Linked DNA regions of Homo sapiens: region 1 is linked to region 2. The links are chromatin contacts, found by Hi-C or POLR2A ChIA-PET in ENCODE. All regions are on one chromosome and are shown on one strand. Each heading gives the region's core, a stretch centred on a gene start or an enhancer-like site at or near the end of the contact. The rest is flanking DNA. Distances are from core to core; before and after follow the strand shown.

Region 1 (6,868 bases), core at 528-3,027, 390 kb after region 2:
AGACAGTGCTTCAACTTTTTAAAAAATAATCAGGCCAGACGCAGTGGCTCACGCCTGTAATCCCAGCACTCTGGGAGGTCGAGGAGGGCGGATCACTTGAGGTCAGGAGGCCAGCTTGGCCAACAAGGTGAAACCCCGTCTCTACTAAAAATGCAAAAATTAGCCGGGCGTGGTGGCAGGCACCTGTAATCCTAGCTACTCAGGAGGCTGAGGCAGGAAAATCGCTTGAACCCAGGAGGCGAAGGTTGCAGTGACCCGAGATCGAGCCACTGTACTCCAGCCTGGGCAACAGAGCAAGACTCTACCTCAAAAAAATAGTAATAATCAACCTCTTTTCTTGGTTTCTTCCTACCACTCCCTCCTCATCAGCACCTCCAACAAGGCAAACCAAAAAGATGAGAGGAACTAGGACCCTTGGATTTTTTTTTTCAACCCAAGGTCTGGTGAAGACGCACTAAATCTGCCTCCTAAAACAAGGACCTCGAGATCAACCGTGGGTTTTGCCCATCTGTGCAGTTTTTAGGAACAGCAGCCCTACTCAGGACATGGGGATAATGGTTTCTTTCTGATTCTCCTGAAGCTTAACATTCTAAGAAAATGACATTTTTAGGGCCTTTTCCCCCCCCTCCCCTCTCTATTAGAATAAATAACTGGAGGAAAGATTTCTACTCGGCGATCTGGTAGTGAGACCGCTTGACACAGAGAATTACCGACAGATCTACCTTCTAAGAAACAAACTATCGCCGACCTTGAATGAAGCTCCACTTCTTTTTCCGAATGGGGGTTTGCTTGCTACAAATACCCTGAACCCTTCTTCGGTGTCGCCGCCTAAACAATGCCCTTCGCTTGTTTAGTCTGGCTCGGGTTCGAGCTCCACTCGCGGTGCTCCGTTGGCCGACACGCGCCACCGCGGCGAGCCCCAGGAAAAGCGTCTCCCCGCGAGTACCGGCCCGCGGCATCTGGTTTCGCATTTTGAATCCCGAGTAGGAAGTGAGACGGCGCCCACTCAGTTCCGGGAGCCGCAGCAGCCGCGCCGCCGTCCGGAACCGGCCTGGGCCGCCGCGGCCCCGCGCAACAAGTGACCCGCGCGCGCCCCGGGCCAGCCGACTTACGATTTCCGAGCGGCCGTCGCGGCAGGCGTTCTGGAAGCGTGCCTGGCGTTCCTCGTGGGGCCGGTCCCTGAAGCCCGTGTACTTAATCTGCAAGGCAAGACGGCCCGAAATCAGGAGCCAAATCCGCGGCGCCGCCCGCGCGCCCGCCCTCCCAGCGCAGCGCCGATAAGGGCAAGCAGAGGCTGCGGGCGATGGCCGCCCCGGCGAGATTGCCCCTCCGCGGGCGCACCGACCGGGACTCCCGGGGACCGTGCCGCCCAAACTTTTCTCCGCCCGGGCCCACTCGGGGCGCGCTGCGGCCTCCTAGCCGCCCGCCCGCCTGCCTCACCTCACACTCGCGGCTCAGCTTCCTAAAAAACTCCTCGTTCTCGAACTTGCTTCTCTGGTCGGGCACGACGCGCGGCATCTTCCCGCCCTGAGGCCGCGCCGGCCGGCCGCGCTCGGGGCTTGCGCGGGCACCCGCTGGCTGGCTCCGCGCTGACCGACTGACCGCCCACCCGCGGCGCCCGGACGCCCGCTTCCCTTTGTTTCAGGCGCCCGCCCGCGTGGGCTCCCGTTCCGGGGAGTCTGAGGCGCCGCCGCCCGCTCGAGCCCAACCCACGCCGCCGCCGCCGCCGCCGCCGCCTCAGCCGTTGCCTGCCGCCCGCGCAGCCCCAGCGCTCACCGCCCCCGGCCGCCGCCGCCGCCGCCGCCGCCACTTCCTCTCACCGCCCACCCCGCCCCCGCCGGCCCCACCCCTCCTCCTCGCGCGCCCGCCCGCCTCCAACTCCGGCAAACAAGACGCACCATTCACAACTCCGCGGCCCACGCCGCGCATGCGCCACCCGCCCGCTGGCGGAGCGGCCTGGCTGTGGCGCCCCGGGGCTCCTTCCGCATCAGGGCCCTTTTCCCCCTGCTCGCCCGCGGCCACTCGGCGTGGAGCTGTCGTTGGGGGATCCGCCTGGCCTTTAGCAGACGGGAGTAGCCAGCGCAGGCCTTTTCTACCGCCCTTCCTCGGTCATCTGGAACTTCTGGGTTCCCCAGGTGCGCGGAGTAACCCCAGATTGTCACTTGAACGCGAGGAAACCTAAGTCCTTGGGGACTTTTCGTCCCTAAACCGACCGGCAGGGGTGTAGGCTCTGCACGTTGAAGACTGAGGTGGAAACGGACCAAAGAATCCAACCGAGTCATGGTGGAAAGGTCGTGGCTTTTGGAGTCAGATGGGTCTTAGATGGGATCCCACTCAGCTACACTACCTGCTGGCTGGGGCCTTAGATAAGAATTGGACCACTAAACCTCAGTTTCCTTATTTCCAAAATGCAGACACTCCTAGGTTTGCAGTGTTAGCGTGAGAACCTTTATGTGGGTCTAGCACACAGTGGGAGCCCAATAAATTTAAGTTTCTAAAGAAGAACAAGCTGAGTTAAGAATGTAACCGATTGCCAGTCCATATACTTACTCAATGTGCAATCAGCTGCAAAAAATAAGATCCATAAATTCTAGGGAAGTTGTTTAGCCCAAACTGGAGAAAGTCTGACATGGGATTTATGGCAGAGTTTGATTCAAAGTTAGTCCTGTGGCCGGGCACTGTAGCTCATACCCGTAATCCCAGCCCTCTTTTTTTTTTTTTTTTTTTTTTTTTTTTAAACAGAGCCTCGCTCTGTCGCCCAGGCTGGAGTGCAATGGCGCGATCTCGGCTCACTGCAACCTCCGCCTCCTGGGTTCAAGTGATTCTTCTGCCTCTGTCTCCCGAGTATTTGGAATTACAGGCACCCACCACCACGCCCAGCTAATTTTTTTGTATTTTTAGTAGAGACGGGGTTTCGCCATGTTGGTCAGGCTGGTCTCGAACTCCTGACCTCAGGTGATCTGCCCGCCTCGGCCTCCCAAAGTACTGGGATTACAGGCATGAGCCACTGCGCCTGGCCTAATCCCAGCACTTTGGGAGGCCGAGGCAGGCTGATCACCTGAGATCAGGAGCTCGAGGCCGGTCTGGTCAACATGGCAAAACCCCATCTCTACTAAAGTACAAAAATTAGCGGGGTGTGGTGGCACACGCCTGTAGTCTCAGCTACTCGGGAGGCTGAGGCAGGAGAATCGCTTGAACCTGGGAGGCGGAGGTTGTAGTGAGCCAAGACGGTGCCACTGCACTGCAGCCTGGGCCACAGAGCAAGACTCCGTCTCAAACAGCTACTCGGAAGCTGAGGCAGGAGAATTGGTTGAACCTGGGAGGCAGAGGTTGCGGTGAGCCAAGATCGTGCCATTGCACCCCAGCCTGGGGAACAAGAGCATAACTCCGTCTCGGGGGGAAAAAAAATCCATGAGGAAGCACTCTTGCTCCACAATGGGTCCAAGGAGGGCTCACAGACCTCCAAGTTGATCTTGGCCAAAGACTCTAGCAATAATTGTTTCTGCCATGGGAAATGTGGAATAAATAAAAATTGAAAGATCTCTAGAATGGCCTTGATGGCCATGAGCTTAGGCAAGGAAAAGGTCAGGGTCAAGGGAGCTAGACCTGGAGGGGTGGGAGTGCAGAGCAGGGCAGGGCGCTCTCATTGTCAGCCTCAAGGAGGGGAGGAACGATGTCCTAAGGGAAAGGGACAGCAAAGCCTGCCAAGCAGACCCAGAACAGCAGCCCCACAGACAGCCTTGGGCAACTCCAGGCCACAGGGTAACCCACACTCGTCGTAGTCTGGCATCCAACAGCCAGGATGACCGGGAAATAAGCCACAGGCTGAAGGAGGCCATCTCCTCGGCTGACCTCTATATGCCTTTTTGGTTGTTAATTTTTTTTCACTTATTTAAAAAAACAGAATTAAAGGAAATTTATAAAGGAAATTTTCACCCATGTAAGGTACACTTAAGTCTGTGCTCCTAACAGCTTTGGCAGCTGTTGAGTTGGGTATGGGTTGGCCCAGACACCATGCTATGGGTGTTTGCTAAGGGGGTTTGCTAAGATCCAGCTCTACTAAGGCCCACTCATGGAGGCTTAGAGGTGTCTTTTCTGTGCCAAGAAACATCTGCCCCCACCGTCCCAAAACCTGACTGAATTATCTGAAGTCCGGTCATCTGGAATCTTCCTTTCGTAAGGATTCAAGCCAACCAAGGGCCTCCTCTTGAGTATCTCCCTAACTTCCTAGGTGGGTGGCTGCTCCTGCAGGCTCCTAAAGCTGATCTTGGGTGGGTAAGTAGATAATACACAATGAAGCTGAGGAGAGCGCAGGAACCCTCACTTGCCTAGTGCAACTGTGAAGCTCTGTTCAGGGTGCCTTCATGCACCTTATCACAGTTAATTCACACAACCACTTTCTTTTTTTTTTTTGAGACGGAGTCTCACTCTGTTGCCCAGGCTGGAGTGCAATGGTGCAATCTCGGCTCACTGCAACCTCTGCCTCCCGGGTTTAACCGATTCTCCTGCCTCAGCTTCCTGAGTAGCTGGGATTACAGGCGCCTGCCACCACGCCCAGCTAATTTTTGTATTTTTAGTAGAGAAGGGCAGGCTAGTCTCGAACTCCCAACCTCAGGCAATCTGCCCGCCTTGGCCTCCCAAAGTGCTGGGATTACAGGCGTGAGCCACCGCGCCCGGCCCACACAACCATCTTCTAAGTCAGGTCTTCTGTCTCCTGAGAGATGAGGAAACAGACTTTGAAAAAGTAAATAAGGCCAGGAGCGATGGTTCACGTCTGTAATCCTAGCACTTTGGGAGGCTGAGGCGGGTGGATTGCCTGAGCTCAGGAGCTCGAGACCAGCCTGGGCAACACAGTGAAACCCGGTCTCCACGGAAATACAAAAAATTAGCTGTGCGTGGCAGCGTGTGCCTGTAATCCCAGCCACTCTGGAGGCTGAGACAGGAGAATCACTTGAACCCGGGAGGCAGAGGTTTCAGTGAGCCGAGATTGCACCACTGCACTCCAGCCTGGGTGACAGAGCAAGACTCTGCCTCAAAAAAAAAAAAAAAAAAGTAAAAGTAAAAAAGGACAGTGACGAGACCCTGATCCATTTGAAATAACAAAATGGGGGCTGGGCATGGTGGTGCACACCTGTAATCTCAGTAGTTTGGGAAGTGGAAGTGGGAGGATCACTTGAGGCCAGGAGTTTGAGGCCATCCTAGGCAACAGAGTGAGACCCTCCCCCGACTCTAAAGAAACTAGCTAAGCATTGGGATACATCATCTTCATTCCTTCCTCACCACAACCCTGTAAGTTTAGTATTATTGATCCTATTCTACAGATGGGCCAACGGAGATTCACAGGGGTTAAGTGACCCCAGGGTGGTGATTTTAATCATTCTACTCTGAGACCTAGTGGAGATACCAAAAGTCCTGCCTGCTGCCCTCACTGAACTGCAAACTCATAGAAGGCTATGTCTGGGGTTATTCCTCTGGGAGCACCCCACCATGTTCTAGAAGGGTCCCCACAGGTTGAAGAAAGGGGTTCTATTTTGGGCCTTGTGGCAGGATGTGGGTCTGCCCTTGAGGACTGTGCATTCCTATCTCTGAGCCTGTTTGTCCCTTCTTGGCTTGGAAGGTCAAAGTCTAGATGTCCTGCCTCTGCAGGCCCAGCAGAAAGGATGGTTTTATCCAGGTCTGGTGTCAGCAGCCACCCACCTTTGCCTCTCCTCACAGAGGAAGTCTCTGAGCCTCTGATGCATTTTTTCTAAGGAAATAGTTTCCCTTCAGTTACTGAGAAAATATTGTACCATCTTGAAGCTGAAATAGGATCTGGAGCCACAAATGAGACTTGAGAGGAGTGGGAGACAAGGAAAATTAGTGGCTGGCACATTGCCTAAAACCCTGGCTCCACTCAGCTTCTAGTTTTTAGAAGGCAATGGGCCTTAATTCAGGATGAGGGTGTCATCTGCCCAAGTGTGGCAGTTTCCTGGGCCCTAAAGAATTTTTTTCTTTTTGAGATATAATTTATATACCGTAAAATCCACCCTTGGGCCCAGAGAATCTCCCCTCCCTCCCAGGGGCATCTCCCCCTTCTGAGCCCTCTAGCCACCCTCCCCCAGCTCAGCCATCCCATAGGGAAAGGAAAGCAGAGAGGAGCAAGTTTCCCCAGAATAGCATTTCTTTAGTGTTGGGATCAATAAACCCGTTTGCTTAAAAGGAACCAGATGATTTCATCCTTGTAATTATAAGTTTGACGTTTGCAAATCTTGCCCGGGCTCCAAATGAGCCTCTTTGTCATGGGGGTTGGGGGTGGAGGAGTTTGTCTGGGTGCCTGGGGATGGCAGGACTGAGCCTACTGTGGTGGGAAGAGGGCCAAGCTGGGGTCAGGAAGCCTGGCTGATGATCTTAGAGGGCTGCCTTGGACTGCTCCCCTTCCCCTCCCCTGCTCTCCTAGTTTCTGACAAGTGATGGGAAACAGACTAGACTAAGGGGCTAGGGAATAAAAATAATGGTAATAACAATAATAATGGTAGTAATAATAATAATATAATGTGATGAGAGCTGGGATGAGCTCTAACCACACCACCCTTTTGCTTAAGACCCCTCCCCCAAGATTGAAGAAACTTGGGGCAGAAAGACAAAGGCCCTCAGCCTAGCATTTATGACCCCCTGACAATCCCTACTTTCCAACACTATCTCCCATCGTTTCTCCCCATGGCACCCTGCAATCCAGCCATACTGGCCTGTTTCCATTCCCTACGTGCCCATACCATGACTTCCTCCTGTTTCTCTGTTGGGAAAACTCATCTTTCTTCTTTCTTTCTCTTTTGGGGCAGGGTCTTCCTGTTTCACCCAGGCTGGAGTGCAGTGGTGCAATCATGGCTTA
Region 2 (7,150 bases), core at 2,082-4,581:
TCATCTCATCTGCAAAATCCCCTTTGATGTATCACATAACACATTCAAAGATTCCAGGGATTAGGGCGATGACATCATTGTGGCGCTATCATTCAGACTACTACCTCCTCTAACAAAGAGAAGGAAGGATAGTCTGGCAACTGAGAGGAGGATGGGCCGGAAGTGGGCAGGCTGATGTTAGGGAGAACTGGAGGCTGCTGCAGGCTCAGCAAGGAAGATGCTGGTGGTCTGGGCTGGGGTGGAGCAGGAAGAATGGACACAGAATGTGTTTCAGAGTGAGGGCAGCCTGGTCACAGGCACTATCTGGTTTAGGTGGGCAAGGACTAGCAGGAGAGACATGGGAAGATGCCTAAGTGTACAGATGGGCTTACTGGGTAGATGGTGGTGCCCTTCAGAGGGCCCAAGGGGAGGAGCAGATTTGTGGCAAGGACAAAGAGGACATGTGGGGATGTGTTACATCCCAGACACCAATGGGACATCCAGGAGAGAAGCCCCTGAGTCAAGTGGATCCAGGGTCTTTTGGGTCCCTCCCCTTATTATGGGAATATATGGATTCATCTTTCACTTTGTTTTTTAATTTTTATTTGTATTTGCATTTATTTATTTATTTAAAGACAGAGTCTTGTTCTGTCGCCTGTAAGGAGTGCAATGGCACAATCTCGGCTCACTGCAACCTCTGCCTCCTGGGTTCAAGCGATCCTCCCATCTCAGCCTCCCGAGTAGCTGGGATTACAGGCGCAGACCACCATGCCCGGCCAATTTTTGTATTTTTGGTAGAGACAGGGTTTCGTCATGTTGCCCAGGCTGGTCTCAAACTCCTGACCTCTAGTGATCTGCCTGCCTCGGCCTCCCAAAGTGCTCAGATTACAGGTGTGAGCCACCATGCCCAGTCCCACCTTGTTTTTTAAAATATTTATTTATTTATTATTATTTTTTAAAGAGATAAAATCTGACCGGGCACAGTGGCTCATGCCTGCAATCCCATGGTGGCAGGCAACTGTAATCCCAGCTACTCGGGAGGTTGAGGCAGGGGAATCGCCTGAACCCGGGAGGTGGAAGCTGCAGTCAACTGAGATCGCACCACTGCACTCCAGCCTGGGAGACAGAGCGAGACTCCGTCTCAAAAAAAAAAAAAAAAGAGAGAGAGAGAGAGATAAGATTTTTTTTGTGTGTGACAGAGTCTCACTCTGTCACTCAGGCTGGAGTAGAGTGGTGCGATCTCGGGTCACTGCAACCTCTGCCTCCTGGGTTCAAGCCATTCTCTTGCCTCAGCCTCCCGAGTAGCTGGGACTACAGGCACATGCCATCACGCCTGGCTTACTTTGTACTTTTAGTGGAGATGGGGTTTCACCGTGTTAGCCAGGATGGTCTCGATCTCCTGACCTCATGATCCACCTGCCTTGGCCTCCCAAAGTGTTGGGATTACAGGTGTGAGCCACTGAGACCAGCTGAGAGATAAGATCTTACTTTCACCCAGGCTGGAGTGCAGTGGCATGATCGTAATTCACTGCAATCTTGAACTCCCGAACTCAAGTGATTCTTTTCTCCTGCCCCAGCCTCGTGAGTAGCTGGGACTATAGGCACAGGCCACCAGGCCCAGCTATTTTTTTTCATCTTTTGTAGAGATGGGAGTCTCTCTATGTATCCCAGGCTGGTCTCAAACTCCTGGCTTCAAGTGATTTTCCTGCCTCAGCCTCCTTAAAGTGCTGGGATTACAGGTGTGAGCCACTGCATCCAGCCTCATCCTTCACCTTGATTTCTGGGTCATGATCTCTGTTTGACCCGAAGTTTTCCAATTCCAGATAAGAGTTAAGTAGTCAGCTTGTACTCTGAAGCCAGAATAGCATTGATATTTATCTCACATTGAGTTTGAGTTTATCAGTCTTGAAAACAAGAATTTAAGTAATAGGTTATGTCACTTGCACAAGGACCCACACACCTGTCATGTGACAGAGAAGGAGTAGTTATGTTGCCTAATAAAACATACAATAAGTATGCTTGTGACTTATACATTTTAGAGATAAGGATGTTTTCTTTCCCTATCTGTCATATCTGCCTTGGAGATGCGCACAGGACAGATAGCAGAAGACAAAGTGTCTTCCTGTCTTTTGAGAAAGCCTGAGCTCATAGAAGATTCCATTCTGAGTGTCCACAAGGAGAAGAGGAGAGGGGACTTTTAGGGAAACCAAGTTAGCAGGGAAGTCTCCCAGGTAGAGAAAGGGAAGGGAGGCTGCAGGCCATGGAGCAGAGGAAGCAGGTGTCTGTCCCTGGCAGCCCCAGGGAGAGGCAGGGGCCTCAGGCAGGGATGGCCTCATAGAGCCCAAACCTGAAAATCTTTGTGGACTGGAGCAATGGTTGTGGCCTCAGTACCAGACAAAACCCTGACCAGAGAGTTTTTTGCTTATTTGTTTTTGATTGTTGTTTTTTGCTATAGGAAAACATGAGTCCTTTGGAATTACCTAGCTAAAAGGAGTACAGTGGAGACTGAGACTGAATTTCCCGGCCGGGCAGGGGCTCACGCCTGTAATCCTAGCACTTTTGGAGGCTGAGGTGGGCGGGTCGCTTGAGTTCAGGAGTTCGAAACCAGCCTGGGCAACATGGCAAAACCACGCCTCTACAAAAAAATGCGAAAATTAGTCGGGCGTGGTGGTGTTCGCCTGTAGTCCTAGCTACTCTGGAGGCTGAGGCGGGAGGATCGCCTGAGCCCAGGAGTTCGAGGCTGCAGAGAGCCGTGATCGTGCCACTGCACTCCAGCCTGGGTAACAGAGACCAGTTTAAAAAATAGAAAAAGACTGAATTTCCCATCAGCCTGGAAGATTGGGGCTTGATTTTTGCTTGATTTAAAGGCAATAAATAAATGAGATATTTTGTGCTGCTTATTTTAAGCTCTTACGCTTCTCGCTTTATATTCTGGGGTACCTGCATTTTTAGTGGTGTAATTTATTTGTCTAGATCTGTTTGCCTCTTAACCTGTAAGCTCCCGGAAGGGTCGGGATATCATGGATGTTCCAGCACATACGCTCATTGAAGTGTGCAGGTTGACTGGGGTTGGGGGAGGTCTCTTCTTGAGAGCGGTGGTCTCAGGATAGAAACTGGAAGGGGGCGCTTTTGAGATGTTAGGATTTCGGGGAGACAAGCTGTGACTCGGGAGTAGGGAAAAGCGGATTTTCTAGACGAAAGGTTAGGAAGAATCTGGGAATGGGCCGACTGGGGCACCAAGAGGGTCCCTGGCAAGCCCCGCCCTGGCCGGGGGACCGGCGCGGAGTGACGCAGCGCGGTTTGGCCGCTGTGGGGCGCCGTAGCCCGCGCCGTTGTCAGGGGAACGGGCCCAGCGCCGGACGAGGCCCAGCCAGTCTGGGTCTGGCCTGGCCGCCCCTCCAGCCTGCTGGAGCCGGAGCCGGAGCCGGAGCCGGAGCCGGAGCCGGAGCCAGAGCCAGAGCTCGAGGACTCACCGGCCCAGTCTCCGTCCGGGATGGGGCCCCGCTCCCGGGCGCGTTGCCGCCCAGTCCCGGGGACCGTCCCTACCGCGAGGGTCTGAGGCGCGGCTGCCCCGGGGAGGGTGGAAGGCCAGGCGTGGGGCCCGAACCTCTGGCTGACTTTGGCAGGGCCCATCTGGCACGGCCTCCGCGGCGCGCAGGTGAGGAGTCCCCGCCCGGTTTCTCACCTCGGAGCCTGGCTTGAGCCACGGGGTAGCGGATGCTGCCGCCTGGCCGGCTTTGGGCTCGCTTCCGCCTGGAGCCGGTGGCCTGAGTTCCAGGGCCCCGGCAGAGCGCGGGGCTTCCTTTTAGCATGCATCAAGTTCACAGATCTTCCTTGAGCGCTTACTCTTTGCCAGGCTCTGTGCCAGGCGTGGGCACAGAGGACTCCCAACAGACGTGGTCTGTCTCCAGAACCCAGAGCATTAAGGAAGGGGGCTGGGAAGCGGATGTCATACATGACTAAAGTGATTTCAGGTCGGGTTAGGCTCTCTGGTATTGAAATGGAGGGGTTGGTCATGGAGGGTCTGTTTTAAAAGGAAACCATGGGAAGAGTTTTAGTTTTTTCTTTGAGACGGAGTTTCGCTCTTGTCACCCAGGCTGGATGGAGCGCAGTGGCACGACTCGGGTCATTGCAACCTCCGCCTCCCGGGTTCAAGCCATTCTGCTGCCTCAGCCTCTGGAGTAGCTGGGATTACAGGCGCCCGCCGCCACGCCCGGCTAAGTTTTATATTTTTAGTAGGGACGGGGTTTCACCATGTTGGCCAGGCTGTTCTCGAACTCCTGACCTCAGGTGATCCACCCGCCTCGGCCTCCGAAAGCGTTGGGATTACAGGTGTGAGCCACCGTTCCCAGCCAATTTTTTATTTTTTTGAGACAAGGTCTCCCTTTGTCACCCAGGCTGGAGTGCTGTGGTGTGAACATGGGTCACCGCAGGCTCCGGCTCCCGGGCTCAAGCGATCCTCCCGCCTCAGCCTCCCAAGTAGCTGAGACTACAGATACCCGCCACCACGCTCAGCTAATTTTTTAAGGTTTTGGTAGAGATGAGGTCTTACTATTTTGCCCAGGCTGGTCTCGAGCTCCTGGTCTCAAGGGATCCTCTTGCCTCAGCCTCCCAAAGTGCTGGGATTACAGGTGTGAGCCACTGCAAGCGGCAGAAGAGTTTTTTATTTTTTGTTTATTTTTATTTTTATTTTCCAGATGGAGTCTCGCTCTGTCACCCAGGCTGGACTGCAATGGCACAATCTCGGCTCACTGCAACCTCCACCTCCCGGGTTCAAGCGATTCTCCTGCCTCAGCCCCCCAAGTCTGGGATTACAGGCGCCTGCCACCACACCCAGCTAATTTTTGTATTTTTAGTAGAAACGGGGTTTCAACATGTTGGCCAGGCTGGTCTTGAACTCCTGACCTCAGGTGATCCAGCCACCTTGGCCTCCCAAAGAAGAGTTTGGATGAGTTTCACGTTTGAAAAGCTCACTTCACTCTGGCTGCTGAGCAGCATGGTTGTGACAGACATACCGGGAAGTCAGTTGAGGGCCATCCTAGTTCTGCCAATCTAGCTGTGCCTCCTAAAATAACTCATTTAGTGTCTCTGAGCCTCAGTGTCCTCATGATGGGAGTGGGTGTTCTGTATGTTTTTTATGAGGAAGTGAGAGGCCAGTCACATCTGAAATCAGTGACTACAGGGATCTACAAGAACAGTTGGAAATGATAGGACCTTCCTTAGAGCTCTATGAGGATTGAATGAGTGAATTCCACTGAAACAGTGCCTGGCACAGAATAAGTGCATTCTAAATGCTGGTGTTGGTTATTATCATGCAAACACTGTAGGAGAGCGATGCTGGAGGTTTGGATTGGGGTAATGACAGCAGAGATGGTAAAAAAGTGGCTTGACTTCCTTTACTGAAAGAGAGCTGGGTTCAGACACGGGTGAGGGGTGGTCTCTGCTTTTGTGGAACTGGTGGTTCACTGTGGGAGACGGGTTTGTAAACAGATAATCACCATGAGATGCAGTAAAAGCAACAGTGGTGCTTAATTAGCCAGATTGTTTTGTTTTGTTTTTGTTTTTCTTTCTTTGTTCTGTCACAACGTTGTTTTTAATGACTCTTGTGTGGTGGGTGTTCCCCAAGGCTGGCTCCTGCAGTCATGAGTTGATTTCCTGGTTAAAGTCAATAACCTTGGCCTCTCTTCACTGGCCTTGTTTCTATTCTGTGTTACTCCCTCCTACTTGTCCCCTTTCCTTGGCTTCATTTGTATCCCAAACAATTTGCAGTGGTTGCTTCAGGAGGAGAATGGCACAGAAAATGTTTGCAAACCATGTCAACTCAGGAATAATTGGAGTTTCAAGCTTTTCTTGCCATAGCATCAGACTTTTTTTTTTTTTTTTTTTTTTTGAGACGGAGTCTCGCTCTGTTGCCCAGTCTGGAGTGCAATGGCATGATCCCGGCTCACTGCAAACTCCACCTCCTGGGTTCAAGAGATTCTTCTGCCTCAGCCTCCAGAGTAGCTGGGATTACAGGCACCCACGTCCATGCCTGGCTAATTTTTGTATTTTTAGTAGAGACGGGTTTCACCATGTTGGCCAGGCTGGTCTCGAATTCCTGACCTCAGGTGATCTGCCCGCCTCGGCTTCCCAAAGTTCTGGGATTACAGGCATGAGCCACTGGGTCCAACCAGCATCAGACTTCCACCTGTTGTTTATGAGAGAGAAAGCAAGGGCCCAGCCACATCTGAGATCAGTGACTTGAGAGGTCTTTGGGAACAGCTTGAAGTTCCAGTTTAATTTTTGGTAGTTGTGTGATGCGCATCCGTTAGTTGAGCTAGAGCTGCTTCTCAGAATTTTAAGGCCAGAGACTTCTCTGGCACCTGTGGGGAATTTTAATAAACAAAGTACTTGTCCCTAAAGAATCTTTTGTAAATGACTTTTTGCAGTGTAAAAATCTGTGTACCGTGAAGTGTTTTCTTTCTAGCTTCCCTTTAGGTAGTTCAACTGGGCATCTGTTAAATCTCAGTGAAAATTATTTCAAAAGCAGATCCTGGGGGAAACGGAAAGTTCATTTAGGAATACTCATAGATAGAAAATCTCCCGACTGGGCACGGTTGTTTACACCTGTAATCCCAGCGCTTTGGGAGGCCAAGGTGGGAGGCTTGCATAAACCCATGAGTTTGAGGTTACAGTGAACGATGATTGCACCACTGCACTCCAGCTTAGGCAACAAAGCAGGATCCTGTCTCTTAAAAAAAAAAAAAATAGGCTGGGTGCAGTGGCTAGGAGGCCGAGGCGGGTGGATCACCTGAGGTCAGGAGTTCGAGACCAGCCTGGCCAACATGGTGAAACCCCGTCTCTATTAAAAAAATTCAAAAAGTAGCCGGGCGTGGCGGCGGGCACCTGTAATCCCAGCTACTCGGGAGGCTGAGGCAGGAGAATCACTTGAACCCAGGAGGCAGAGGCTGCAGTGAGCCAAGATCGCACCACTGCACTCCAGCCTGAGCAACAAGAGTGAAACTCCGTCTTAAAAAAAAAAAAGTGAAAGAAAAGAGAAGAAAATCTCTCACATGGAAACCACAAGTCCTCTAGCAAAAGGACAAGATGCATGGGAACAAAAGTTTCCTGTGGAGTGCACTTTCCCTTCGGGTTCTGGGAGTCTCAGGTAGCTGAGTTGGCTGTGGCCAAG

What was found. Hi-C counts contacts between places; a loop is a spot of excess contacts on that map. ChIA-PET counts read pairs that join two places held with the same protein, here RNA polymerase II (POLR2A). Pooled maps may share reads with other maps.
Region 1: a pooled map shows a loop between it and region 2 (3-fold over the local background). The contact joins the promoter of CBFB here to the promoter of ZDHHC1 in region 2. A Hi-C loop is called at or near these places in 1 of 168 maps with a recorded cell type or tissue (K562) and 4 of 50 pooled maps. POLR2A ChIA-PET finds 5 or more read pairs at or near these places in 2 of 52 experiments (BJ and activated CD4-positive, alpha-beta T cell).

Annotation. Positions count from the first base shown.
Region 1 is chr16:67,024,058-67,030,925 of GRCh38, reverse strand. CBFB (core-binding factor subunit beta) reads right to left here and starts at 1,777. Exons shown (of 6, transcript NM_022845.3): 1 at 1,441-1,777; 2 at 1,113-1,199. The coding sequence starts at 1,518. RefSeq lists silencers at 995-1,044, 1,295-1,534, 1,625-1,814 and an enhancer at 2,375-2,514.
Region 2 is chr16:67,412,658-67,419,807 of GRCh38, reverse strand. It overlaps ZDHHC1 (zDHHC palmitoyltransferase 1), which reads left to right and starts at 3,331. Exons shown (of 12, transcript NM_001323627.2): 1 at 3,331-3,637. It overlaps LOC124903702 (a long non-coding RNA gene), which reads right to left and starts at 3,905. Exons shown (of 2, transcript XR_007065093.1): 1 at 3,665-3,905. RefSeq lists an enhancer at 2,785-3,442 and a silencer at 3,275-3,664.